7 separate regions of the Mus musculus genome follow, and regions 1, 2, 3, 4, 5 and 6 are each linked to region 7. A link is a loop called in an ENCODE intact Hi-C map of the cell type or tissue named here. Cell type or tissue: left cerebral cortex. All regions are shown on one strand.

Evidence for each region. Hi-C counts contacts between places; a loop is a spot of excess contacts. Peaks named below come from ENCODE experiments on the same cell type or tissue, not always from the same donor. Only the 100,000 strongest peaks of a DNase experiment are listed, where the experiment ranks them.
Region 1: it touches region 7 in a loop (8-fold over the local background); 11 of 42 quality-filtered maps call a loop at or near these places.
Region 2: it touches region 7 in a loop (3-fold over the local background); 11 of 42 quality-filtered maps call a loop at or near these places.
Region 3: it touches region 7 in a loop (3-fold over the local background); 7 of 42 quality-filtered maps call a loop at or near these places.
Region 4: a loop joins it to region 7, with 2.2 times the contacts of the local background. A loop is called at or near these places in 14 of 42 quality-filtered maps.
Region 5: it touches region 7 in a loop (2.4-fold over the local background); 7 of 42 quality-filtered maps call a loop at or near these places.
Region 6: a loop joins it to region 7, with 2.9 times the contacts of the local background. A loop is called at or near these places in 18 of 42 quality-filtered maps.

Annotation. Positions count from the first base shown.
Region 1 is chr8:24,821,292-24,825,291 of GRCm38, reverse strand. It overlaps Adam5 (a disintegrin and metallopeptidase domain 5), which reads left to right and starts at 923. Exons shown (of 21, transcript NM_007401.3): 1 at 923-1,352. The coding sequence starts at 1,298. In left cerebral cortex, a CTCF peak has its summit at 1,671 (motif pointing left); DNase peaks (open chromatin) are centred at 830, 1,323 and 1,473; H3K4me3 peaks cover 1,084 bases; H3K27ac peaks cover 524 bases.
Region 2 is chr8:25,219,712-25,223,711 of GRCm38, reverse strand. It overlaps a transcript of Tacc1 not described here. Among named protein-coding and RNA genes, the nearest start is that of Tacc1, 20 kb to the right of the region's middle. In left cerebral cortex, a CTCF peak has its summit at 1,776 (motif pointing left); a DNase peak (open chromatin) is centred at 1,550; H3K27ac peaks cover 1,853 bases.
Region 3 is chr8:24,552,477-24,556,476 of GRCm38, reverse strand. Ido2 (indoleamine 2,3-dioxygenase 2) reads left to right here. Exons shown (of 10, transcript NM_145949.2): 3 at 2,637-2,756. Among named protein-coding and RNA genes, the nearest start is that of Ido2, 22 kb to the left of the region's middle. In left cerebral cortex, a CTCF peak has its summit at 1,774 (motif pointing left); a DNase peak (open chromatin) is centred at 1,799; H3K4me3 peaks cover 692 bases; H3K27ac peaks cover 176 bases.
Region 4 is chr8:25,200,089-25,204,088 of GRCm38, reverse strand. Tacc1 (transforming, acidic coiled-coil containing protein 1) reads left to right here and starts at 2,547. Exons shown (of 13, transcript NM_177089.5): 1 at 2,547-2,967; 2 at 3,883-3,998. The coding sequence starts at 2,804. In left cerebral cortex, a CTCF peak has its summit at 2,257; DNase peaks (open chromatin) are centred at 2,454, 3,259 and 3,878; H3K4me3 peaks cover 2,313 bases; H3K27ac peaks cover 2,278 bases.
Region 5 is chr8:24,993,030-24,997,029 of GRCm38, reverse strand. It overlaps Adam9 (a disintegrin and metallopeptidase domain 9 (meltrin gamma)), which reads left to right. Exons shown (of 22, transcript NM_001270996.1): 6 at 180-375; 7 at 1,855-1,920; 8 at 3,915-3,986. Among named protein-coding and RNA genes, the nearest start is that of Adam9, 22 kb to the left of the region's middle. In left cerebral cortex, CTCF peaks have their summits at 741 (motif pointing left) and 1,866; DNase peaks (open chromatin) are centred at 748, 2,911 and 3,875; H3K27ac peaks cover 1,272 bases.
Region 6 is chr8:25,099,847-25,103,846 of GRCm38, reverse strand. It overlaps Plekha2 (pleckstrin homology domain-containing, family A (phosphoinositide binding specific) member 2), which reads left to right and starts at 2,036. Exons shown (of 12, transcript NM_031257.3): 1 at 2,036-2,187. 5830408C22Rik (RIKEN cDNA 5830408C22 gene) reads right to left here and starts at 1,668. Exons shown (of 2, transcript NR_155282.1): 1 at 1,636-1,668. In left cerebral cortex, a CTCF peak has its summit at 2,016; DNase peaks (open chromatin) are centred at 903, 1,210, 1,665 and 2,102; H3K4me3 peaks cover 3,023 bases; H3K27ac peaks cover 2,557 bases.
Region 7 is chr8:25,042,621-25,046,620 of GRCm38, reverse strand. Plekha2 (pleckstrin homology domain-containing, family A (phosphoinositide binding specific) member 2) reads left to right here. Exons shown (of 12, transcript NM_031257.3): 11 at 2,919-2,996; 12 at 3,583-4,000. The coding sequence ends at 3,945. Among named protein-coding and RNA genes, the nearest start is that of Htra4, 5.7 kb to the right of the region's middle. In left cerebral cortex, a CTCF peak has its summit at 2,318 (motif pointing left); DNase peaks (open chromatin) are centred at 867, 2,299 and 2,894.

The sequences.
Region 1 (4,000 bases), 220 kb after region 7:
AGAGAGAGAGAGAGAGAGAGAGAGAGAGAGAGAGAGAGAGAGACCAGAGAGAGAGAGAGACCAGAGAGAGAGAAACCAGAGAGAGAGAAACCAGAGAGAGAGAAACCAGAGAGAGAGAAACCAGAGAGAGAGAAACCAGGGAGAGAAACCAGAGAGAGAGAAACCAGAGAGAGAGAAACCAGAGAGAGAGAAACCAGAGAGAGAAACCAGAGAGAGAAACCAGAGAGAGAGAGAGAGAGAGAGAGAGAGAGAGAGAGAGAGAGAGAGAGAGAGACAGAGAGAGACAGAGACCTTTTCTCTTTTTAAGTTGATTGTTAGGGTGTTTCTTCCACTATCAGAACCCTGGCCAGTCCACTTTCAATATCCTAATCAATATATTCAAAATACTGTAGCGATAATTTCCAATTAAAGTGTATGTTTTCCATTCTGGAACTCTTACTGCCATTTCTTTCTCCTTTGAACCTCTATGGAACTTAAGTTCTGTCTTGAGTTCTCTATTTTCTGCTCTACTACACCTTTAATGGGCCACCAAAAAATAATAAAGCCTTAAATCAGAAAGAGATTTTTGAAAATATTCTTAATGTTATTTATCTTTCCTTTTGCCTCCTTTTCTCAGTTAAGTTTCTTGCCTCACCCTCTCATAGCAACTATGTCCCACCATCCCGCTCTCTGGGGCTCCTCCCCTCCTCTCTCCATGGCTGTTTTCCGTTTTCCTGGCTCTTGTAATTACTTCAGCTTATATATCCACACCTTTAAAAGACCAATACAAGGAGAAACGCAGGGCTGCAGAATTAGAGGGTGACAATATGATCTCGCAGAAAATGTTTTGAAAGTCTGTGCTTGACCAACGAGTGTTTTAGGGGGTGTCGTGTATGCAGCTATGAAAAACGATCAGCCATGTTAGCAACATTTTATTGTTCTCAATTCTGGGGACAGTACGCCGAAGTATCCTGGAAGATGCGTGGCTGCCGTCAGTAACCTGAATATTTTCGGATATCTTTTCCTCAGTGATGTGTAAATTTTTTTTAAAAGACATGATAAATGATACAAAGAAAATCCTTACCAGCTCTTCCTAGCCTGAAGAGTAAACCTGCAGGCATCCACCTTCCTTTTTACAGTTAGCAGGATGGTTGGTACCTGAATCTATGCATCTATCTCGTTCTCCAGCCCTTTCTGCTCTGGTTTCCCTAGCGACAACCCTGCAGGTTCAGGGCCCAGAGCTTCCGTTACTGGACACAACGCCCGCCCCGCCCAGCCTGTTGCTCCGCAGCAAAGCTCCAAGACCACCAAGGGAGCCATGTTCCTCCTTCTTTTGCTCTTTTTGCATCTTAAAGGGCTGCAGGCAGGCCAGAGTGAGTACAGAGATCAAAGCTGCTACAGGCTTCTAGCTTCTGGCTTTTGAGGGGCAGAGGCGAAGTCTGCAGCCCCCTGCTCACTGAATTAGCTTTGCTTTCCTTTTGCTCCCTTTTGGCTGCAAAGCATTCCCGGAGTGGGAATGCTTTCTTATCTGTAACTTAGATAACAACGAATGGTATCCGGGCTCCCAATTCTGTTACCATGTATGTAAATGGTAGTCTTGACTCAATTCATCACTACAAAGAAACTGACTTTTTTGTTTGTTTTGGTTTTTGTTTTTTTGTTTTGCTTTGTTTTCCGTTTAAATTCCTGGCTTGGCAACTGCTGCCCTCTAGAGTCTTTCTCGACTAATTTCTTTTAAAATTTTTAATTATTATTTTTTTTCATATTCTTTCCCCTCCCTCAGATCCTCAATACCGCCCTACCCACTCAACTTCTTCTTTTTTTAAATTGAAGTCTTGCTCTTGTTTGCATTGCTTATAATTTCACATATTGTAGAACTACAGAAAAATGACTTTAAAAACAGTGAATAAATACTATTCTTTTTTTTAATTAGATATTTTCTTCATTTACATTTTAAATGCTATCTCAAAGGTCCCCCAGACTCTCCCCCCTACCCCACTCCCCTACCCACCCACTCTCACTTCTTGGCCCTGTCGTTCCCCCATATTGAGGCTTATAAAGCTTGCAAGATCAAGGGGAATCTCTTCCCAATGATGGCTGACTAGGCCATCTTTTGATACATATGCAGCTAGAGGGGTACTGGTTAGTTCATATTGTTGTTCCACCTATAGGGTTCCAGACCACTTTAGCTCCTTGGGTACTTTCTCTAGCTCCTCCATTAGGGGCCCTGTGTTTCATCCAATAGCTGACTGTGAGCATCCACTTCTGTGTTTGCCAGGCCCTGGCATAGCCTCACAAGAGACAGCTATATCAGGGTCCTTTCAGCAAAACCTTGCTGGTGTATGCAATGGTGTCAGCATTTAGAGGCTGATTATGGGATGGATCCCCGGGTATGGAAGTCTCTAGATGGTCCATCCTTTCATCTCAGCTCCAAACTTTGTCTTTGTCCATGGGTGATTTGTTCCCAATTCTAAGAAGGGGCAAAGTGTCCACACTTTGGTCTTCATTCTTCTTGAATTTCATGTGTTTTGCAAATTGTATCTTGTATCTTGGGTATTCTAAGTTTCTGGGCTAATATCCACTTATCAGTGAGTACATATCATGTGAATTCTTTTGTGATTGGGTTACCTCACTCAGGATGATGCCCTCCAGGTCCATCCATTTGCCTAGGAATTTCATAAATTCATTCTTTTTAATAGCTGAGTAGTACTCCATCGTGTAAATGTACCGCATTTTCTGTACCCATTCCTCTGTTGAGGGGTATCTGGGTTCTTTCCAGCTTCTAGCTATTATAAATAAGCTGCTTCCATTTTGTGGAATAGTTTGTGAAGAACTAGAATTAGATTTTCTTTGAAGGTCTGATAGAACTCTGCACTAAACCCATGTGGTCTGGGCTTGTTTTGGTTGGGAGACTATTAATGATTGCTTCTGTTTCTTTAGGGGATATAGGACTGTTTAGATCATTAACCTGATCTTGATTTAACTTTGGTACCTGGTATCTGTCTAGAAATTTGTCCATTTCATCCAGGTTCTCCAGTTTTGTTGAGTATAACTTTTTGTAAAAGGATCTGATTGTGTTTTGGATTTCTTCAGGATCTGTTGTTATGTCTCCCTTTTCATTTCTGATTTTGTTAATTAGGATGCTGTCCCTGTGCCCTCTAGTGAGTGTGGCTAAGGGTTTATCTATCTTGTTGATTTTCTCAAAGAACCAGCTCCTCTATTGGTTGATTCTTTGAATAGTTCTTCTTGTTTCCACTTGGTTGAATTGCCCCTGAGTTTGATTATTTCCTACCATCTACTCCTCTTGGGTGAATTTGCTTCCTTTTGTTCTAGAGCATTTAGGTGTGTTGTCAAGCTGCTAGTGTGTGCTCTCTCTAGTTTCTTTTTGGAGGTACTCAGAGCTATGAGTTTTCTTCTTAGAAATGCTTTCATTGTGTCCCATAAGTTTGGGTATGTTGTGGCTTCATTTTCATTAAACTCTAAAAAGTCTTTAATTTCTTTCTTTATTCCTTCCTTGACCAAGGTATCATTGAGTAGAGTGTTGTTTAGTTTCCACGTGAATGTTGGCTTTCTATTATTTATTTTGTTATTGAAGATCAGCCTTAGTCCATGGTGATCTGATAGGATGCATGGGACAATTTCAATATTTTTGTATCTGTTGAGGCTTGTTTTGTGACCAATTATATGGTCAATTTTGGAGGAGGTACCATGAGGTGCTGTGAAGAAGGTATATCCCTTTGTTTTAGGATAAAATGTTCTGTAGAGATATGTTAAATTCATTTGTTTCATAACTTCTGTTAGTTTCACTGTTTCCCTGTTTAGTTTCTGTTTCCATGATCTGTCCATTGATGAAAGTGGTGTGTTGAAGTCTCTCACTATTATTGTGTGAGGTGCAATGTGTGCTTTGAGCTTTACTAAAATTTCTTTAATGAATGTGGCTGCCCTTGCATTTGGAGCATAGATATTCAGAATTGATAGTTCCTCTTGGAAGATTTTCCCTTTGATGAGTATGAAGTGCCCC
Region 2 (4,000 bases), 180 kb before region 7:
AACTCAAGATGTGCCACGAGCCTTCAAGGCTAAACGACCTGAGGAAGACATAGTCTTCAAACTCTTCAGGATCAAGGCCTACGCAAGGACTTTCCAAAAAGAAGACCCCAGCCCCACAGGAAATGATCCCTAGACTCTAAGTTGTCTAAGTGAGGGTTTTACTGCTATGAGCAGACACCGTGATCAAGGCAACTCTTCTAAGGACAATATTTAATTAGAGCTGGCTTACAGGTTCAGAGGGTCAGTCTATTACCATCAAGGTGGGAACATGGAAGCATCCAGGCAGGCATGGTGCAGGAGGAGCTGAGAGTTCTACATCTTCATCTGAAGGCTAGCAGAATACTAGCTTCCAGGCAGCTAGGATGAGGGTCTTAAAGCCACAGTGACACACCTAATCCAACAAGGCTACACCTACTCCAACAGGGCCACACCCTCTAATAGTGCCACTCCCTAGGCCGAGCATATTCAAATGATCACACTTGTAGACAAAAAAATAAAAAAAGGAATCATAGAACTGATTAAAGATTGGGGGGTGGGGAGCGTATCTTTGCTAGTTATAGGTCAGATAGGAGATTAATATATAAAATCTATAAAGAACCTCCCAATTAAATACAACCCCCAAATCATCCAATAAATAGCCAGTAAATAGCCAATGGGATGAAGGCAGTTCTCAAAGGAAGAAATAAAAATGACCAATAAATATTTGAAAAACTGTTCAACATCCTTAGCTTTCAGGGAGCCGCAAGCTAAACTATATTGAGATTCCATCTCATTAAAATCCGAATGGAAGCTGGAGAGATGGCTCAGCAGTTAAGAGCACTCACTGGCTGCTCTTTTTAGAGGATCCAGGCTTAATTCCCAGCAACCGCATGTGCAGCTCACAACTGTCTGTAACACCAGTTCCAGGGGATCTGAGTCCCCCATGCTGATACATATAAAATAAAGTTAAATTTAAAAATTAAATAAGTAAATAAAGTCAGAATGGAAATCAGTCGATCCTCAAGAAGAGGAAATGTCCCTTTAAAATCTACGGCTCCTGGGCACACACTCGAAGGAGAATAAGTCAGCACACCACAGAGATGCTTGCATGCTTATTTGTTGTTGTATTATTCACAGTGGCCAAGGCATGGACACAGCCTGTCCATCCACGGAATGGTGAGGCTTCAGTAGGTATCTGTGCACAGTGGAAGTTTCTCCAGCTGTAAGTGATATCTGTAAGCCGATATCTGTGGGAAAGTAGGTATTATTATGTTAAGTGAAATGAGCTAGACGCAAACCGAAGACAAGTATTACCTTCTCTGACATATGGAATCTTGACCTAGATATGTATATTTGTGTATATATATTCATATATGAAAGCAAAAGCTAGGCATAGTGGTTCCTAGCACTCAAGAGACAGAGGCAGGAGGATTGTTGCAAGCTCTATGCCAGCCAGGTTTCCCTAATGAGACACTGTCTCAAAACAAGAAGGAGTGGGAAGTAGAGAGGAAGCCATGCTCAGAGAGGAGTGGGGAGAAAAGAAGCTGATGGGAGGCAGGTGTCATGGAGCAGAAGGGAACGTTGTTCAGTGCGGAAAGAGGATCAGGAAGAGGAGGAGTGCTGGGGTGTAGACAAGAGTGGAATATAATGTATGAAAATGGCATGGTGAGGGCCAGAGAGATGGCTCAGTGGCTAAGAGTTCTCACTGATCTTCCAGAGGACCTGAGTTCAATTCCCAGGAACCACATGGTGGCTCACAACCATCTATAAGGAGATCTGGCGCCCTCTTCTGGCCTGCAGGCAGATATACAGTCAGAACACTACATAATAAATCTTAAAAGGGGGGAAGAGAAAAGAAAAAGACACGGTGAAAGCCATTTCTTTGTACAACAAAAGGGAGATGTGAAAAATAGTTAAAATAGAAAAGAGTATCACTTTGCAGTTAGCTAGAGAAAATATGGAGAACTCATTTTCAAATGGAAGCATTTGTTTTAACCAGTAGATCCAAACTATACCCCAAAAGAGCCAAAAGATAGGGATATATGGAGGTGTATGTGTGTGTGTGTGTTTGAGAGAGAGAGAGTGCGCGCAATATTATTGAGAAAAGTGAAACTAAGCTATTTCTGAATGAACATCACTCTTTCTTTAATTTTTTACTTATTCATTTTATATCCCGCTCACTTTCCCCCTCCCAGTCACCCCCTGGGCATCACTCTTCAGGGTTTGTCATATTGTGGATGGTAGGGCCACCCCAGGCTTCCCACTCTATAGCAACATGTGATTCCTAATGTCCTGGGGGCTGGTGATGCAGGGATCATAGCTTACTACTGCAGATTTCAAGCTAAGGAGTTAAATCTTCCATTTCCAACAAGAGGGCATAGACAAGCGAGAGATGAGTGACCAGGAAGACAGGGAGGGAGGGAGGGAGGGAGGGAGGGAGGGAGGGAGGGAGGGAGAAAGGAGGACAGGTTGGTTTCGTAAATGCATGAAAACACTCAGCCTTATAAATAATTGTTCATACTCGGGCATTGATAGGGACAAATCACCTCTACACATTAGCAAAGGTTTAAAAGGTGAATGGAACTCGGTATCAGCTGAAGTCTGAGGAAAAGGCTGTCTCCTATACTGTCATTTAAAAATTTAGATTACTATTGTTACTGGAGTCCTTGGCCACATACCACCTCACTTCAGAGAGCCCCAACACTTGAATGCAGCCATTTGTGCAGAAAGGGGGAAAGTAAGGCCAAAAGACAGGAGGGGGATGTAATCTCTGTGGCTGTGCCTTGGTTGCTTGTCTATTGCCGAGATAAGACACTTAGTTAATGGCCTGTCACTGGGAAGAGACTCTGTGGCCATGGCAATTCTTATCAAAGAAAGCATTTAACTGGGGCTGGTTTATAGTTTCAGATGTTTAGTCCATTATCATCGTGGCAGGAAACATGGTGCTGGAGAAGTAGCTGAGGGGTCTACATCTGGATCTGCAGGCAGCAGGAAGGGAGGAGGGGGACCTTGGGACTGTCTTGAGCTTTTGAAGCCCACCCCCAGTGACACACTTCCTCCAACTAAGCCACATATACTCCAACAAGGCCACATCTCCTAACCCTCCTTAAGCAGCACCAATGACTAAGCATTCAAACACAGGAGCCTATGGGATCCATCTTTATTCAAACCACCACAGGGGCTTATAGTTTCAGAGGGTGAGTCCTTGACCATCATGGCAGGGAGCATGGCAAGAGACAGGCAGGCACGGGACTAGAGCCGTAGCTAAGCATGCACATCTTGATCTGTAAGTAGGGAGCAAAGAGGGACCATTGGGACTGTCTTGAGTGTTTTGAAACCTCAAAGCCCCGCCCTCAGTGACAAATGTTCTTCAACGAGGCCACACCTCCTAAATCCTTCCCAAATGGTTCCACCCACTGGGGACTACATGCCCAACTATATGAGCCTGTGGAGGCCATTCTCATTCTAACTACCAGGTGGTGTGAGCAAGGCTGCATCTTAGCCCTGTCTTGGGGTGGAGTATATACCTCGTGTGCAAGAGAAGGGGCTGGGGCAAGGGTGAGAGTTTAATCACTTACACAGTCTTGGTCAAACAGGATTTGGCTGAGTGGTCTCTTGTTCTGGTTCTGCTAGTTGGGTCTAGAGAAGGGGGCAATCTGTTTCCTATGGTGAGATGATAGGAAACATCAAACAAAGTGTTTCCACTTTAGTGGGCAACTTCAGTTTCCAACCTGAAATAATTGCTCCCTGTTGGTGTTGGGGGTAGCTTAGTCACGGGGTGATCTGCCTTCGAGGCTTTGCTGTTCCTGGAAGGTCACAGCAATGACTGGTGACATGTAGACACCGCTTCACAGGTCTGGAACAAGACATTATATGAGCCGGTGCTTTGGCAGTCTCTCAGAAATATGTTAGTGGTTCTTCAGCCTTCGAAGGGATGTGAGATAGGTCAGGTAAGCTGGGGTTTACTCAGCCTTGTTTTACCAGTTTTTAGACAGATAGTCCTTAAGTGGTTAGCATACCT
Region 3 (4,000 bases), 490 kb after region 7:
ACACACTCACATACCATCACATATATGCATGCATATAGACATGCACACACATGCCCCCCCACACAAACACACATATATGTACAAAACCTATAGTGAACACACTACCCTGAGTCAAGCTATGAGTTTTAAGAACATACATACTGTCCCCCAAAACTCGTCACAAGGTGTTTTGTCCTCAAAGGGAAAGCTCCTCTCTATCTAACTGATGTCTAGAACCCACAAATATGTTAGTTGTGTACCAGAGGGGACGGCGGGTGGTTAGTTAGTAGAGGGTCTCCCACAAACCCATGTGTCTGTCTTCATCCACCATCTTTTACACTGATGAATGAGTTACTAGCCAGTAACTCATGCAGTGAGGCAAAGCAGTTATGATGGTTCTGGGTGACAAGCAAGTGAAGAGTATTGGTGAGGATACTAAGCACGCGCATGCACTTTGCTACAACTAGTCTGTCATGTGAACTGCCATCTCACAGAAACATTCATACAAAAAAAAGTGCAGATGAATATGCAAAGCTGTTTGCTGTAGCCACTTTCATAGCAACGGTAAATACAATGTAACAGAAATACAATGTAACAGAAGACAGGAGAGCAGAAGGAGAAGCCCATGAATCTCCATTCACAAATATATCTGTTACATAAATGAAAAGGGACAGATATTAAGTGGTCACGTAGGCACCTGCCTGTATCCTTCCGCCACGCTACACATCTTTGCTCTGTAGTTTACTGAGCATTAGGAAGTTCGCGACAGTATCTATATGCAGAATTATTGAACCTCTACTTCAACAACATGTGCATGTGAGCTTAATATTTATAGATGATAGAGGTAGAAATAGACATATTTACTATCTGACAGAGTCCTAACATGTAGCCCAGGATGGCTTTGAATTAGACATCTTCCTATCTCCGCCTCCAGAGTGCTGGTATCAGTCTTCATAAAGACTTCTATATGAAAACAAATGTCCTGTTTTCTATGTATTCGCCTTCGTGTCAAACTATACTTTTCAAGAAGTTCAAGAAGTGATGTCCACAAGAACCTGATGTGTGTCAGAAACACTCAGCTCCCCAGTGAAGTTGGCAGGAGGGCTCGCCTGGTTCAGAGAAGCCTTGCGTGCTCCCTGAGTTCTGAGAGGAGAGTATCGAGGTTAATTCTCCCAGGTTAAATACGCAATCAAATAATGTCAGGGAGATGACGGGTGTGTGTCGTCCTCCCAGACCATCTGTGACTGTTTGAGTAAGCAAAAGGATTGACTAAAAAGCTATCATTTCCTTTTCAGTCCCTACAGTCACTTTTGAATCACAGGTATGTTTAGGAGGTGAGGCCAACAATCCTGAAATGTGCAGGGACTCTCCAGAAAGCAGTCATCATCCCCTGGACCTCGTTCCTTTACACCGAGGCGTCCTGGCTTGTAGGTGGCCTTCTTCAACAACTGAGGGGTGACAAGGACAAAGCCTGAGAAGACACAGCCTAGATTGTGAAGACTTTGAAAGATTTTTATACTGACTGCATGCTAAAATATCTTTTATACGTTGACTCAACAAAGTACATTATCAGAACTAATTTTACTTCTTGTTTGCCTTAAAAAAAAAAAAGTGGCTGCTGAAAATTTTCAAAGAAAACCCGTGACTCATTGCATGATTCTCGTGATCGGGGCTGTGGTCAATCCGCACGCAGAACTGCTTCAATCCTTCTTGATTCTGTGACCTCCGAGACGAAAATTCCTCTTTGGTTCCCGCAGGGGTGTTTAGCCTCAAATTTCAAGTCATCCTCTTCCCCCTAGCGGCCGGAGGAGGAAGGGCTCTGCATACCCCAGCCCGCCCCTAGGAAGCCAATGTCCCCAGCGTTTTACAAGTGGCGCATGCCCTCTGAGGCAAGCCTGCGGAGCAAAGGGAGTGAAGTGGTGGCGAGAGCTGAAGAGATGAGCAATGAGCCGGTGGCAGCCAGGCAGGACAGGGAAGCTGGCGTGGTCGGATTGTGTACTGATGCTGTTTTTCAGGGTGGCCCTTTCCGTGTCACCAGGAGCTGTGGTTTCCAATGGGGATGAAGTGGGGACAGAGCTGGGTGGAAAGCCCCGCCACCTCATCTGGCTGGGCTGTGGTTGTTTGAGCATCAGAGCAAGCTTTATATCCAGCCGATCCATGGTTTTTGTGGGGGACTTTACATCCCTAACCTCACTGGGTCTCGCTGCGTTCAAAATTTTAATACAGTTACAGGGTTCGAGAAGCTGAGGGCTTCCAGGTATTACATATCTATTAATGCTGCTGTGCGGGCTTGGAGGGAAGAACTTATCTCGCCCTCAATGCTTACTCTGTGATCCTCAAAGCAATAGATGGAGACCAGTGTATGGCACAAACTGGGCACATCCTAGGCCATGGACCCCAGGACCTGGCACCTCCTCTACTGCATTCCTCTAAGAGCTGGTTTAAGTGGGTGTGCATGAAGCTAATAGCTGCAATAGCTGTGGGACCCTCAAGTCACGGGTCCTGGTCCTGGTCCTCCACCGTTGTTTTTTGTTTTTTGGTTTTTGTTTTTGTTTTTTGTTTTTTGTTTTTTTTTTTTGGCTTTGTTTTGTTTTGTTTTGTTTTGTTTTGTTTTGTTTTGTTTTTTCAGCTGCTAATCCTTTTAATCTCTTGACTAGATGCCTCTCCTGGACTGCAGATTCCTAAAGAGTTACCGTGAGCAGCGCCTGGCACACATGGCGCTGGCCGCTATCACCATGGGATTCGTCTGGCAGGAGGGGGAAGGCCAACCCCAAAAGGTGAGGAGCAAGGAGAAATCAGGCTCTGCTGAGGTCCCTGCACCTGGAATTACGACACCAGCTCCAGGTTCCGTTGCCTAGTTTCCAAAAATCAGCGGAAGGCAAGAAAAGAGGGTTAGATTTTTTTTTTCCATTTTTCTTTTCTTTTCTTTTTCTTTTTTTTTTTCTTTTGCTACGGAGCTGATTTTCTTTTAGACTAATGTCCACTTTCAAAGACTCCAGCCATTCCAATAATATGTGAGGAGCTTCCTTAGGCCCCAAGGACTCAGAAAACACCCTGCAGAATTTTATACTTCTAAATACATTGGTTATTATGACTTTCATAATTACCCCATTGTACAGACATCTGGGGATCTGTCCCAAGCTCAAGGCCTTTGTCCCAGAGCAGCCTGGGGACAGTTGGGAAAGCCAGTTTCTGAGTCCACTGAAGTAGCCATCCTTCTCCAGTACAACTTGGACACTTCCTTATTTCCTTATTCTGCCCAGCTGATTGCTGCTTTAGTTTATTAACCCTTTGTCTAACTCCCTCCAATAACTTTCTAGTTTCAGTCTGTCCCTCAGAGCACAAACCCTTTCTTCTCTACCCCTGGAGGAAACTAATATTTCTTTTGAGTCATGGTCTTACAAAGCAGCCCCAAACCAGTCTAGAACCTGCTCTCTTGTCCAAGTTGTTCTCCAACCTGTGATCTTCTTGCCCCGGCCTTCCAAATGCTGGCATTGCAGTCACTCCAGGCACGTGACACCCTGTGCAGTTATGCTCCCAGTCAGTGTTGGGATGGAATCCAGGACCTGTGTGTGCCGAGTGAATACTTTATCACTCAACAGGACCTCCGTTTTCTCTTCCTTTCCCCTAAGTTTCTCTTTCCCAGAAATCAAGGTGTTGACATCATTCCAGAATGCGTGAGAAGCCCGAGGTGTGCTTCAAGGGCTCATCTTACCCACAGAGAAACACTTGAGACCAAGAAGCAAGGACAGCACAGAGCTCCTGTTCCTTCAGACTCTAACACGATACCATATTGTATCTCATCTAAAGGACTCGAGTGTCTAGGGTCTGCTGTTGGAAAGTTTAAAACCCAGGCCAGTGTGACAGAACCTCCTGATGAGTTCTGCTGCATAGGCCCCCTAAACCAATCTCCTGAATTATGAGTTAGAGAGGAGGAAGCAATGTCCAGCCCCCAAGGCCATCCCAGGCTCATCACCCCTCATTTTGGAAGTCTTCCCTGACCTTCCCAGTGGAAGTGTCT
Region 4 (4,000 bases), 160 kb before region 7:
AGGGAAGCCAAGGATAGCAGCAATGTCATGGTCTGCCGTCTCTAGAATCAAAGGGAAATGGACTCATGAGACTTACTGGACTCCTGTAACACACACAGAAGGCCTTGGAATGAGATACTTTGTTGCTGTTTACTCTAAGCCCAGACTTGTACAAGATAGGTGGTTTAGACACTTGGGCATCTGTTTCTCTTGTCTCAAGCTGTTGCTGCCGGGAGTCAGGCTTTATCACTCAGGCCATCCCTGGAGCTGGTTCTGCCTTTTGCTCCTTCAAGACAGGGCTGCCTCAGAAGCTTAGCCAAACTTGGAAAGACAAATGGAGACTGGTATGTTCATTTTTATAATTTACTGAATGTCTATTGAGTGTGTTCTCTTGTCCCAGGTCTCTGCAGAAGCAAATATATATATATATATATAAACGTGACATGGTCTCTGGCCTTTGGAATTTTATGGTCCAAAAGTAGACATGTTGCCCATGTTCTGCTAAGTGTAGGGTGACCTTGTATCAGGAGACAGTCTTGGCTTATGTCTGTTGTTCTGGTGTCATTACTAACAATGCACCTTTTCACTTAGTTTTAGAACTAAGTGAGACAGAATGGTCTGTATGAATATTCATGTATAAAGGGGGTAGAAAGTGTAGATAGACCAGTTGGTTTCCCCGCAGTAGTCACTGAGTTGAGTGACGAGAGAAGTTTGACCAGCCAAGGCCAGAGGTCTTTCGGGGAAACTTGGAGTTCAGATGGGAGAAGAGGTGTATTTCAGGAACGCAGAAAACCCTGCAGGCAAAGAGAGAGTGAGTTCTGGAATTAAGAGCCATGGTCGACTTACGTTAAGTATTGTTTGCCAAGTCTGCCCTTTGACAATGCCCCGAGGCTGTCATTAGACTGTCTAGACACCCCTGTCCCTTTTCTCCTCTTCCTCTTGCTTCGGGGCTAGGAATGGAGTTCAGGGCCGGGAGCCCTGCTGGAGATGCTGCCCCTTCTGGGGTACATCCCCAGTGTGGACTTGTGTTTGTACCATCTCTTAGGTGTTCTTGGGCATATCAAGGTTATATCTGGGTCTCTGCTGCTGATGGTTTGGGAAGCAGGATTAACCAGGCAGAGAAAGCCCTGAGGGACAAACTGTAATTCCGAGAAGTTCTGGAGTGCAGGAGCTATGCAAGGCACACGAGGATCGGGAGGAGGGAAAAAGAGGGTAGCAGTCTCGAGGAGGAGGAATGATCAAGCCCAGGTAAGGACTTACATGGGTACTATTTTCAAGCTACAGGGGTTTCTAATCTGAAGATTTGCTTGATCATAAACCCAAGACAACGACAGTTGGATAGTCTTGGCATAGTTCTTGTAGACCTAAAACAAAATGACTTCCGCTCACATTTTTAAAAAAAAAGTCTTTCAACACTTTTGACAGTCGTGTTTATCTCAGGCAAGAAGCAGTAATGGGCTCTAAAGTATACTCCTGCCTTTTTTTTTTTTTTATTATGGTAGGATACCTGCCAAGCCTTATCTTACATGTTTGCTTGTCTTTGTTATGAAGTGTATAAGACATTTGTGATTCATCTGCAGTACACGACGTGGTGCCAGCTTCTTTCAGGGTAAGCTCATGAGCATCCTGAAAATCTTCGCCTGACTTTGTTCTGAATTTTGGAGGCACACTCTCTGTGGGAATTGTAGCCACCTCACAGATTCTCTGAGACTGAGAAATGTCAGTATTATGGAAAACACACTGATGAGCTAATGGTCTCAAACTTGGCTTTGGAGGAAATGAATTCACTGGGAGAGAGGACCTGGGGCAGTCTCTTAGTGGAATCCTTCAAAGATAAAGGGGGGAAAATTCTTCTCTTCACCTTCAGAGGTAAAAGCCTTATTCTGAAGACTGTCACCAGATCTTGATGGCTCTGTACTGAAGAAGCAAAGGACATCAGAAACCAAGGACCCAGGAATTATCTGAAAAAAGCCTAAAGTTATGAAAAGAAAGAACAACAGGAAACGGCTCAGGCCGTCTTATCAGGGGGCAATTTTGCATCTATCCCAGGTCAGGGCACTCCGGAGCCCTCATGAGTGTGGCTTGGTGAGGGCAAGACAACTTCAATTCTTCTGTAACCTGGGAGCCTTCCAAATCCTGGGCGTAACAAGGATGGCGCTGACCAGTGTCAAGGATCGGGTACAACACTCTACAGAGGTTCTGAGTTGTTTTGTTTTTAAATAAGGGGCTTAACTTCTGTACAGCGCAGCTTCAGCCACGCCATTAAGTCCTAGCGGCAGGAAACACAGATAAAAGGGGAAGAGGAACAGCGCCGCGGCGCGCACACGCTCGGAAATGGACGGCGGCGGCGCGCGGCGCGCGGCAGGCGCGGATCCCGCGGGGAGGGCGAGCGCGGTCGAGCAGCCCCTGCCCAAGGCCGGGCGCGACCAGCGCGGCGGGGGGAGCGCGCTTCCAAGCGGCCGCCCCCGCGCGCCGCGCCAGTAGTTCGGTCCGAGGGGGCGGCTCCAGGGGCGCGGCTCCGCGGCGGCCGAGGCTGCTCCAGGCGGGAGCGGACCCCAGAGCCCAGCGACGCGGAGCAGGGCTGGCGGGGGAAGAAGCGGGCGGGCGAGCGGGCACGCGCGGGGGCGAGCTTCGGCGCGGCGGCCCGGAGGAGCGGGGGCGAGCGGCGCTGCGGGGCCGTGGGAGGAAGCGCTGCGCCCGGCCCGACGGCGCTCGTTGAGCCACATCCGCGGGTCGCCGGCGACGTTGCCGGCGCCTGTCAAGGCCCCTCCATTTTGAAGGAAGAGGCCGCCGTTCCCCCACCGCAGGGGCGGCAGCCGCGCTCATGGCGTTCAGTCCCTGGCAGATCCTGTCGCCCGTGCAGTGGGCCAAGTGGACGTGGTCCGCGGTGCGCGGTTCGGGCGCCGGAGAGGACGAAGCCGGAGGTCCCGAGGGCGACCCCGAGGAGGAAGAGGACTCGCAAGCCGAGACCAAATCCCTGAGTTTCAGGCAAGTACACCGCATCCCAGCCGAGATGCAGGCGGGCGCCATCCTCCCACCGCGGTCAATGCTGTGTGCGCGCAACCGTGTTCCCGGCTCTGCTGCCCGCAGCCGGGTCCCCGCTGTGTACCCGAAAGTTCGGGATGTTCTGTCTGCCCGTGTGCTTTTCGTCCTCTGTCTTCGCTGTAAGCTTTCTGAACCCAGCCCCGAATCCGCAGTCTGCGCATCCCGGTTTGCCTGGGTCGCTTTCTCGAAGCGTCGACACCCCGGCTCCGACGCAGCGGCACCGGGTAGTGGCAGTTGATAAGGCCAGGTGCGATTTGTAGCGTTTTCCCCTTGTGGGCAAGAAGTCGCTCCACCGCCCTTCTTGGCCCCGCAGTGTCCTAAAATGCAGCCTTGGTAAAAGAGGATCGCGTGATGACAGGTCCCTGGCAGCTGGTGAGAAATGGTGGTCTCTGCTGAGCTGTCACACGTGTGATTGTGGAAGGCAGGTGACGGCATTTTCAGCTTCCAGTGACTTCCAGACAGGTAGAGGCCTACGGAGAAGAACAGTATAGCTAGAATTGGCTTAGTTTGGGGGGTGGGGCGATATTAATTTTTACGCCCCTGGAAAGGGTTGATTGGGAAGTCTTTTTGTGTGTGTGTCTGTGCGTGTGAAAGGCAGCGATGACAAAAAAAAAAAAAAAAAAAAAAAAAAAAAAAAAAAAAAGGTCCTGGTGAGAAGCTTCAGAGGACGAAAGAGATTTCGGGGAGCTAGGATGCTGGGCATCGCTGAAAATGCTGCAGCCGTTCTCAGGCTGGGTTGAGGATTGGTTGGTTGTAAAGTTAGAGGCGCTGTACTTGCACTTTGGTGGCTGAGTACGTTTTAAAGGCAGTTGGAAATACCGTTGACTGTGGTAATGCCTCGTTTTTCCCCCTCGGCAGCTCGGATTCTGAAGGTAATTTTGAGACTCCTGAAGCTGAAACTCCAATCAGATCGCCTCTCAAGGAGTCTTGTGATTCATCACCGGGATTGGCAGAACCCGAGGCCAAACCCCAAGGT
Region 5 (4,000 bases), 50 kb after region 7:
GTAGCCTCCTGTCGGAGCTAAGTACGCGGAGGGTCAAAAGTTGACATTTATGTTTGCTGGACTCTGCGCTGGCCTATAGCTTCCTTCTGTGTGTTAGAAACTAGGACCTACATTCAGTGTCTGATTCTTGTTCTCTGTTTCCTTTTCCTTAACATTGGTCTGTGTCACCCAATGTTTAGAGGCTTGCTGCATTTGGAGAATGCCAGTTTTGGAATTGAACCTCTGCACAACAGCTCACACTTTGAGCACATATTTTACCCCATGGATGGCATCCACCAGGAGCCTCTGAGATGTGGAGTCTCTAACAGGGACACAGAGAAGGAAGGCACACAGGGGGATGAGGAGGAGCATCCGAGTGTCACTCAGCTGCTGCGCGTAAGGAGCAATAGCACTCTTCTGGGCTCAGGCTGTTTTTAAGAAATCACCCTAAAACGGTGATTGCTGTCTTTCTCCAGCTCCATCCATGGTGATTGGAACCAGGGTATGAAAAGATGAGCAATGTGTAGCTCTGGTGACTGAGAGGAGGGCAGTCTGAAATTTTTTTAAACAAAGATTTGTATATATATAAATATATAAATATACATACACACACACACACACACACACACACACACACACACACACACACACACACACACACACACACACATACACACACACTGCAGCTGTCTTCAGACACACCAGAAGAGAACACCAGATCCCATTACAGATGGTTGGGAGCCACCATGTGGTCGCTGGAAATTGAACTTGGCCTCTGGAAGAGCAGTCATGTTGAGGCATCTCTCCCAGCCTGGGCAGTCTGAATTTTAAGGGCTTAAATCTTAGGCAGTAATCCTATTAGGTGTTTCTGTGTAGTCATTACACTCTGGCTTGGAGCAGGGGAGGTTTTACTCCGATACCTCAGGCTCTAGGGTAGACCAGAAGGGAGGACAGGAGGGAGGGAGGGAGGGAGAGTGGGGAAAGAGAGATGGAGACAAAGATATGGAGACAAAGACAAAGTGTCAGAGACAGGGAAGGGAGGGATGGAAGGAGAGAGAGAGGGAGGGAGGGAGGGAGCTATTGAATTGAAGATAATTATTACCTCGGATACCTCAGTGTCCTCAAGGACACTCAGGCCCCTGTTCGGGAGGCTTCTCTACAGGTGCCCTGGCTGCTCGGGATGTAGGCCTGTTAGGGTTCCCTGGGCCAGCTTAACTCAGCTATAGGGTTCTCCTTCACTGTGGGCTACGGGCGACGGGTGACATGGTGCCACATGCCACATGCTGGATGCGGCAGGGTATTTTGCTTGTTTGTTTGTTTTGAGATTAAGAGGCCTTTCCCATGGTGCTGGCATAAGGCGTATTTTAAATCAGCTGACACTTGACCATGACATGACTTCATCACCTTTTCTTCCCCAAACTCGTCAACAGTTGGAAAGCTCTTAGGTGTTTGCTAAATCTCTTTGTATGGATGTCTGTAAAAGGTCGGAAGGAAGCCATGTTTATATACTGGCGACCCTGTTCCACCTTTTCCTCTCAGGATTCAGGAGGTGTCTTTCTTTCTGTATTATCATGGTAGTCACATTTCCATTAAAATCTTTATGTGTATGTTAATTTTATGTTTATTTTAATTAAAAATAAAACAACCCAGCAATACTGCTGCTTTGAAGACTTAGACAACCCATTTTATCTTTAGAGCTTTTAAAATAGCGACTAACACTTTTTTGTTGTATTGACAGAGGTATGCTAAGTGAAACAATCTATACTGCTTATAGATGTGAAATCACATGCCTAGCTCTTAGGTCTGACCATTATTCATACAGGACATGTCTGGTCCCATAACAATTTCTGCTTTATGGTGCTTGTGTTTTAACAGAGAAGAAGAGCTGTTCTACCACAGACCCGCTATGTGGAGCTGTTCATTGTTGTAGACAAGGAAAGGGTAGGAACCGCTGACTTCTTTTCTCTTTTGCATGAAAAAGCAGTTGAGAAGTAACTTATGAAGGAAATACCAAACACAATAGTTATTTCGACTAAAATTGTGCATTAATTAATTAGTCAATTAATTTGTCTACAGGGTCTTGCTATGTCTTGAGCTCCTAATCTTCCTGCCCCAGTCTCCCTAGTGTTGGAATTATGTGTGTGCATTCATGGCCCTTAGCTTTGTCTGTAACCCTAAAGGGGACAGAGCTCCCTGCTCTTTGTGGTGACTGTCTAATGCTGGGTTTGTCACATAGCCACTTAGGGTCTTGAGGGCTTTTCAGATTACTTAACAGGCTGAGGCTGCAAACCAGGACAGTTGGCAGCTGCCTCCTGAGGTAGATTTGCTTTGTGCTCTTCAGAGCACATCTTCCTCACCCTAAGAGGCGGGGCCGGGGAGCTAGCATGCTTTAGAAGCACTTAGTATTTCCAGGGGACAGGAGAGCAACAGCACACTCTATATTTGTCCTTAAAGACCAAGCTATTGCTTTACTTAGAGATGCTGCATCTTCAGCTACTACAGGATCATCGGTTTCTGATGTGGCTCCTAAATAATTTAACATATAGATAATTGAAAATGTCCTGGGCAGCTTTTACCTTTTATGTTTGTATAAAAAACTATTTATAGGAACTCTGATTGGCAGGTCTTTTCTTGTAAGCCATAGAGAACATTTTGAAGATTGTTTTTCCTGGTTTTAAAAGTCCCTTACTGTGTGTAGGTTGATAAGAGCCCTGGTTAGTCAGAGGCACACATACACTGGGTGTGTTAGGATCCCGATGGTAGAAGGGAGAACAAGGGAAGGAGAGCCAGCATGAACCTGCTCCAGCTGTGGTTGCAAAGTTCTGTAGAATGTCTTGGGCAAGTGGTAAAAATAGAGATTAAAGTGTTTTTCTCTATCATTCTCTCCAGATAGACTGGTTATATTCATATATGAAATGGTTCAGAATAAAAGTGGCCCCATTTTCATCAAGCTCTGTTAAATGCAGGATCTTGCTGGACAGATGCAGCCACAGATTCTGTTGTTAAGACATTGTCACGGAGTGACGTCACAAACTCTGTAAGACTTTTGTTTTTGTTAGCAAGTAGGTTAAGATAACATTAAAATAGACATGCTAATTTAGCCAGATATAAAAATATAGGCTGCATAAAATATTTTGTTTAACATGGTAAAATTTCTCTCTTTATATATCTCTTTTTCTAACCTCATACAAATTTTGAGCTAGTGAGCCTGAACTAATCTCTCATTCTTACTTTCGAGTAGGGTCTAGAAATAGTTTATTGTTGATATCATTAGCCTAAGAGATAAGAGAGTAGGAAATTTATTAGTTTTTCATTCTTTTATCTAAGCTTTTTGTTTAAGATTATACCTTTGTGAAAATTTGAAAATACTTTGCATTAAAATCAGTAAAAATAGCATTGAGAAGAAAATTTATTCTAAAGTTACTAAATGTGTCCCTTAGTGTGTTAATTACTTGCTGTTTCGGGGCAAAGCACCCAGGCTAAGGCACCCTACAGAAGGAGTATATTTTGGCTTATGGTTCCTGAGGGTTAGACCCATAATGGTGGGGACAGCATGGCAGTAGGTGGCAGGCATGGTGGCTGGATCAGAGCCGAGACCTCACATCTCTACTGGGAACTCAAAGCAGAGAGAGCAAACTGGAAATGGGGGGAGGATTTTACTTACAGAGATCACCTCACCTCCAGCGACATACCTCCTCCAGCAAGTCTCCACTTCCTTCCCCAGACAGCCCCAGTGCCTGGGGACCAAGTGTTCCAATGCCCGAGACTATGGGAGACATTCCTCATTCAGACTGCCACATTGGGATCGGCTCATTTGAAATGCTGCTCTTTTGGTTCCAAGGAAATCCTTGGGATTTGCTCTTCAGTGTAGGCATTGTAGGCGGCTCTACTGCGTCGTTGCTTGCGATCATGCTTTCCCTCCTTCGTCTTTTCAGTACGACATGATGGGACGGAACCAGACTGCTGTGAGAGAAGAGATGATTCGCTTAGCAAACTACCTGGATAGCGTGAGTAGTAGTTC
Region 6 (4,000 bases), 57 kb before region 7:
GGCTCTTCTGGCTCTTCAGGATATTGAAGGCGGATTTCTCTGCGGCCCAGAAGGGTACACACAGGTTCCTACCTTGTCTTTGTTGGAAACTGAGGCCTTTGGCTTCTCTGCCTGCCAGGCAGCCAATACAGTAGTGCTCAGAAAATATTTGTGGGTCTGTGACTGGGTGAGTCAGGCAGGCCTCACAGGAGCCGTTTTATGGGTTTTAATAGGAACCATACCGTGAAATCCGAAGCACCACGGCACTGCTGCTTAGCGATCACCCCAGCGGGAGTTTTGGGCAGCACTCATTCAGCAAATTTAACCTGAGCTGATGGTTTAGAGCAGCCTCCATTTTACGGTAAAAATGACCATCTCGTTAAAAAAAAAAAAAAAAAAAAGTACATAGCACCTTTGTGTAGGAAGGAAACCCCGCAAGAATTGACTCGCTTGACCCAGATATAGAAACTGAGGCACTGAGCGGGGTCACGGGTCACCAGCTGCCTAAGGAATGGGAGCCGGTTAGGAGAAATGCTACTTGAAGCCCCAATGCAGGGCAAGGGACCTCCTCAAACGTACAAAATTGACGTTGATGTTTATTTCAAGGGAAATGGCTCCCCTCTCCCCACCTCGTTTTCTTTTCCTTCCTCATTCAGAGCATAATGTTCTAAAGCAAACGTCTTTTTTTCACACCTGAGCGAACTGGGCGGCTCATTTTCGCTTTGGCTATCAAAATAGAAGAGGAAGCGCCTGCGGTTTCATCAGGGGAGCTTTCGGGGCGTGTGCTGCCGGGCGTCCCGCCTTCCTGCCGGCTCACCTGGCTGCAGCCCTCAGCCCCCAGGCTGCCAGGCTGCCTTTGCCTCGCACCGTACTTCCCACCCGCGAAGCCAGGCCTAGTCCTGCAGAGCTTCCGGGGGCGACTTTTTCACTACACACTCCGAGTACCTTGGACCCACACGGCTGACATCAGCATCCTCCTCCCCGCCCCCAGCCCCCAAAGCCGCATCTCTCGGTGCTCGGTCCCTGGGCTGACAATTTTACCGTAAAATTGAGTCCACTTTGTCTGCCTGGCGTTACTTATATTTAAATGTCAATGTCTCCACGAGGGAGGCCTGCGTTAGACCGGACAGACCTGCCCTCTACTGACTGGGGACCCAGAACAAGTTACCTAATGTCTTGGAGTCTCGGTTTCCTCATCGGCCCCAGCACCGGATTGATACCTACGGGTTGCTGTGTGACTGAAGGGCGAGGGCGCTGGAGTTCTGTCTGGTCACCCTAGGCTGAACCTATCGAATCCAGCTTCTCTTTCCCACTTCTCTCCGTGCTCCAAGAAGGGCCAGGCAAGCTGGGTCAGGGCGTTGGCGACCCTCTTAGCTCCGGGGGGTGCACTTTAGACCGCAGGGGGCGATGCGTTCCTCTCTCCACCCCTAAACTCCCAACGCCCCCTCGCCCTCCGGGCAGCCGCGGTTTGGGCCGGCTGCACAGTGCGCAGAAGTAGGCTCGGGACGTGACGGTCGAGCACCCCATCGCGGACACCTGCTGCAGCCGGGTTACATCCCACCAACCTCCTCCCCCCCGCCATCCCCCGCTGCTGTCCCCTCGAGGTCTCCGCACCCCTCTCCTCCCCCCTGGAGGCCCGAGGAGCATTGTACTCACATCCGGGGCTGGGTTTTGCTTTAATGTGAAACGAAATTAACCCGGAAAAAAAGAGTCGAGAGACGGCCTTGGAGGACAGCTGAGGATAAGGGAGAAGTGTGCCGCAGGACAGGCGGGAAGCGAAGCCCCGAGGCGCAGAGCTCTGGGACCCGATGCGACCCTTGCTGCGCAGAGCGCGGTGAGTCGGGCAGAGAGGCGCAAGGGTCCGGGCGCGGAGGGCAGAGAGGGGAGCAGGGCGGCTGGGTTTGCTTGGTGGCGCCAGTCCGGGTGGTGGACGGCGACCGGAGGTGGCCCAATGGGCCACCTCCCCTAGCTCCCAGGAAAGCCCCAAATGCAGCCCCTCCTCCAGTGCACTGGCGCCTCCTGGGTGACCAAGGTCGCCACCGCCAGGGGTCGGGCTGTGGGGTGGGGCGTGTGGGGGCGGTGTCCTGTGGAGCTGCAGATTCTCACGTTTGCAGCGGCGAAACTTCTCCGAGGTTCAAGCACAGGGGTGGTAGCCCCTCAAGGACTGCCCGGGCAGCGGGTAGGGGAGGAGCGCAGAGAACGTCCCAGGCAAGTCCCTCAGGCACGAGTTGGGTGTTGGAGCCTCTTCCTTCTCCTTCTCACTCCTTTTTAACTTGGCGCGGGCCTAGAATGCTACCCTGGGGAGACTCCTCCTTTCGTCTGCTCCCGCCATGGGCTTCTGGGATTCCTGGCAATGGAGGTGACTTGGTGGAAAACGTAGGTCGGTTCCAGGTTAGGTAACCCTTTCGAGGGGAAGCCTCAAAAGGCTGTCCCCTTTAACGTCCGCGCTTCCCTGTTCTGCTCAGCCATGGAGACTTAAAATTTAAAAGGAAAAGAAAAGAAGAAAGGAGAGATGGGGCCAGGTCGTGTGGGAAGGGAAAAAAAGTATCAGGGCATGACCAGGGCACCCTTGTACACCTTCTGCCCTGGGCAGCCCTGCCCCGAGTCTTTCACCTTTAAGGCTTCCTTCCTTCGTGAACATCTTCCGTTTGTACTCCTTCTGTCCCTGATTGGACTCAATTAAGAGTTTTTCAGAGGCGCATAAACACTAGAGGAGGAGCAGGGGAGAACGAACCAGTTGCGGCTCCTGGGAGCATTTTGGTTTGCAGTAGAGGCTGAAGTTCCAAAATTGTGCTAGTGTTCTTAATGTCTTTGATTAGCTGTCCCCCATCCCCCACTCTTTCTTTGTTGCCTCCCACTCCTCCACCCCCCCACCCCCCTCCAGGAGGAGTATAACGCTTCCAGCAACAGCTAAGCAGAAGACACAGGAAGGGTAGAAGTTTTATCTTCAACTTGGTTGCATCTAGTGACTTGTTAATAATAATGATAATAACTTGGTAATAAGAACGTACTGAGTTAGCAGTGGGCCAGCAGCTCACCGGGTCTTTAGGGAGTTGTCAGACTAGTGAAGGACCCTGGCTGTGCAGAGCATCAAACTGGAGTCCCTGGTGTTTGGAGAAGCCAGAGGAGGATTTCTGAAGCATAATCAGTGGCCTTGGCAGAGTTTAGCTTTCCCTGGGTGCTGCCTGAGGCAGGGTTCTAAGAAGAGTAGAGTTTGTTGAGCAAATGAATGAAAGCTATCACTGAGAAGAAACAGAAGAAAGGTGGGGCCTCAGGTTGTGTCAGGCAACGTTTCTCTAGCTATTGTCTTTAGACTGATGAGTCCTTTGGCTGTATCTGCAGATGTCTTTTTACAGATTACTGGTACCCTTAGTGGAGTTTTAGCTGGCTTACATGGGAGTCTTACCTACCTCTTAACTGGCGAATTTCTACCCGGGATCAATTTGGGAACTGCCTGTCCTTTGGTGGAGAGATGGCACACCCTTCTCTTCCCTTACATTAGTGCTTGCTGCTTCTCCCTTGTGTGAAAGGAAGTAGGGCCTGCAACCTCCCTCATGTCATCCCAGTGACGTGAAGAGAGCTCAGATCTCTTGGGATTGGGGTTTTTATTGAGGGACACAATCCATCCTGGACACACACAGGGTTTGGTTGTTGGCTGCTGCTGAAGCAACTCTGCAGATGTGGGAAAGGGACAGCAGAATGTATCTCCAGATAGAGAGCTTGCCTTGCAAAGCCCCCCCTCACCTGACCCCCCCTACCCTCCAGCCCCAGAGGGGGTGAGGGAGGGAGACAAGTGTTAGCTGGCCCACCAAACCCCAGGAGAGCAGCAGTCCTGCACTTGCTCCCAGGTGTGTGCTACAACACTAGACGACCAAGGAGCAGGAACACGGCCATGTGTGCATCCCGCTGATACTTCCTCGAGTCGATACAGGTGCACATCTGGGCGATGTCCCTGTGGCCGGCTAGATGGCTCAGATTGAACTGGATGTAGACTGCTGACGCTTTTTGGGTCTCAGAAAGC
Region 7 (4,000 bases):
GCAACATAATGGGAAGGTTGAGGACCCAGGATCTAGCACTATGTAGTGCATAATTTATACAGTCATCCATTTGGGGGCTCTATCTAAAGATGGGATTGGTTCATTGGGAAGGGATGAAGTTGGGAATCAAAGGAAGCAGTAACTGCTGTAGATTTAGGGGTAATGGCAGTAACCAGCGGTAGATCTTGGATGTCTTTTATTGGTGTCTGCATGTGTGTAGTACTGGACTCCTGATACTCAGAAGCTCATTGGACTGCAGTCAAACCGCTGATTGAATGGATTCATTTCAAAAGTTTGTCCCTCTCTTTTTACAAACTGCCATCAAGGACAGAAACCAGAATACACATAAGATCAGGGCAGGAAGAGAGCAAGGGACACATGGCATTTCCCTCTTTATCTGATCTGTGCTGGGCACATTTTGGTTTTCTAGGAAGTCACCTGGGCTGGGTAGACCTCAACTCTGAAATAATACTTCTTTCTTGTATAGAATCACCTGCAACATTTGTTTTCTAAAAATGACTGTATGGATGTGTTGTATGTGTTCATGTATATGTAGGGCTCGTGCCTGTGATGTATATACAGAGGCCAGAAGAGGATGTCAATGTCTTTTTCTATTGGATGTCTGTCTCTAAAATCATTTTATTTGGTATATATGGGTGTTTTGCCCCCACATGCATGCTTGCATACCATGTGTGTGCCTGGTGCCCGTGGAGACTAGGAAAGGGTATTGGATCAAGTACAACCGGAGTGACAGACAGCTGTGAGCCATCATGTGGGGGCTGAGAATCAAATCTGGGTCCTCTGGAAAAGCAGCCAGTGCTCTTAGCTGCTGTCTCTCCAGGCCCTCCACTTTGTTTCTTGAGACAGTTTCACACTTAGCCTGACTTTTGGCATTTTGCCTAGGCTGGCTGAGCAGTGAGCCCTCAGAATCCATCTGTCTGTCCCCTCTGGGGAAGTGCAGGCTTTTATAGGTACTCAGGCTTTACACAGGTCCTGGAGATTTGAACTCAAGTCCTCTTGCTACCGCAGCAGCCTTCTTACCCACTGAGCTCTCTCAAGCCCCATAAACCCAACTTGGAAATAAAAAATGTAAAACAGTGGCTAAGACTACTGAAGATATTTTATAAAAGTATACTTTATACTTTCATAGGATATCAGATGCAAATCTACTTCCTTCATTACTTTTTTTTTTTTTTTTTTTTTGGTAAATTCAAAATAACCCTTTCTCTACTCTATATATTACACTATTTGTTCCTTTGTAAATTTTGGCTCGCTGAGTCTAGAACCCAGTGCTTTGCCTGTGTTAGGCAAATCCTCTGTCACTGAGTCCCAGCCCAGCCTATGATCCTTTGGGGTGGATATATATGAAATTAGAAGAGGAGAGCATTAGATAAGTCCATAGCTGTGAAATATATTGTGTTTGGAGATGGTCTCACTCCCTAGCCCTGGCTGGCCTGGAAATCAATCCATAGATAAGGATGGTCTAGAATCACCGGTCTCTGCCTCCCGAGTGCTGAGATTAAAGGCATGTGTGGCCATGCTGGGCCATGATGGTAGAATTTCAGGTTTATTTGCTTCCCTCTAACCATAGAATAGTAAAAATAGCAGCCTTACTAATACATAGAGGGCCCCGTGGCCTGGGCACTGTTCAAACAGCAGAACTTCACAAGTTACTTGGTTCTTCACTAGGTCTGTCTAGGGAACATGCTAGCTTTCATTCTGATCTTAGAAAAAGTTTGGATACCTAATTCTTACTGCCTTCTTTGGACCAGGGCTGCATTTTGTTTGTTTGTTTGTTTTTTGAAAGCTACTAGATTGCCAAGTAACCAGAAAGAGCAAGCATAAATAAGTTATCAGGTAGCAGGTGTGAGAGGCGTGCACCACGGGTCCTCGTCATCCTTTTTAACCTAGTGCCTATGTGTGGCACACAGATAACCAAGGAATGATGGGAAGGGATAGCATTACAAGCACTGAGGGATAACAAGAAACACGAAATCCCAGTGAAAACCAAAGCGGTCCTGTTTCACACACACACACACACACACACACACACACACACACACACACACACTTTGGAGCTCAGTCTGATTTCCCTCTGTAACTGAGTTCACTTGCATTAGGCACCCAGAGACGCTGCCTGTTTCACACACACACACACACACACACACACACACACACTTTGGAGCTCAGTCTGATTTCCCTCTGTAACTGAGTTCACTTGCATTCTTCCTTCCAGCGGCTGGGAGGCGCCCAGAGACGCTGCCTGAAGGAGCCAGGCCCCATCTGTGTTCTCTTTCCATGGAGAGGCTGCTGCCCCCTTCTGGGGGGAAGTGGATATTTTTAGGGGAAATGCTTCATGGGCTTCTGCCGTGGTGTTCTTCTTAGTTCTCACTCCAAGGATGAAATTTCAGGGCAGACCCAAGTAGCTTGTGCTTGGAGAAAGAAGCTGTACACATAGTGGTGTGCGCCTTGGGGGTTCTGCAGAGGGAGTTCGCTTTAGTAGAATTTAAAACAGGAGCCTCTTGTTATGGGAGAGACAAGGCAGGCGGAGTCTAGACCAGTGTCCAACCCGCAGCTGCAGCACTCTGAGCCTCTGTTTCCTAGGAGTTTGGAGGGGCTGAGCTGTTTTTCAGATGGGGTGATGGGTTCAGTTAGAAGATGGAAAACTAGGCTGTTCGCTACTTTTATACCCCCCTCTGTCTTCAGAGCACCTTAGCTCTGAGCAGTTTTAGTTACTGGGAGTCAAGAATGAACTTGGCAGGGGGGGAAAATGTCCTCAAAAGTCCGCAAGGCGCTGAACTACACGGCTTCTGAGATCCTTTTGAACTCTGATGTGATTTTTATGAACTTGAGCCCAAGGCTTGGAAGCTGAAGACACGTGCCAAAAAATGTGTGTATGTGTTGTGGATGTTTTGCAGGCGGACAGCCCTGAGGACATGCACAGCTGGATCGAGGGGATTGGAGCAGCTGTCCAGGCTCTGAAGTGCCACCCTAGGGTAAGTCACTTCCTCTCTGTGCCGCAGCGTCAGCTTAAAGATAAATTATCTCTGAACCGGTCGTGTTTTATTTGGTTATGTAGGCAGGCAGCCCGGCCTTAAGTGCTGGTTCACTTGTTTTTCTCTCTCTGCTAACTTGGGTACATTTTCCCCCTTCTCTCTCTCTCTCTCTCTCTCTCTCTCTCTCTCTCTCTCTCTCTCTCTCTCTCTCTTTCTGGTTTGTAAGTGGACATGAAGTCGGTCTGGACAGAGATGTGAAGTTTCTGATGTGTTCCTACAAGTCCAGCATCAGGCAGAACACTGCAAACATGCGGAACGAGCTCTGCTTAGTATCATTTTAAAATTTATGCATTTATTTATTTTTACAATAGGGTTCTCGCTGTGTGGTCCAGACTACTACTGCAAGCCATCCTCCTGCCTTAGCCTTCTGGGAAACTGGGACTGAAGGTGTCCCTGGCTTCTAGACAATTACTTGAGTCTGTAGCCAGTGTCCCTGTTTGAATTGACCATCTGAGTGGGTTCTTGAGACTTGGAGACAAGCATTGTAAGGAAAACCCCTTACTTTGTCTTCTCTTTCTGTGTTTAGGAGCCGTCCTTTTCAAGGTCCATTTCTTTGACTCGACCTGGAAGTTCTACCCTTACAAGCGCGCCTAACTCCATCTTGTCAAGAAGGCGGCCACCAGCAGAAGAGAAAAGAGGTCTCTGTAAGGCCCCTTCGGTGGCCTCCTCCTGGCAACCCTGGACACCTGTCCCCCAGGCTGAGGAAAAGCCGTTGTCGGTGGAGCATGCTCCAGAGGACTCTCTATTCATGCCTAACCCTGGGGAGAGCACAGCTACAGGGGTGCTGGCAAGTTCTCGAGTCAGGCACAGGTCGGAGCCCCAGCACCCCAAGGAGAAGCCATTTGTATTCAACCTTGATGACGAAAACATACGAACCTCTGATGTGTGATATGCAGTGCCCGTTGCGTGCAGGAGAGCCAGGGGCTGTGACTTATTTTCTCTGC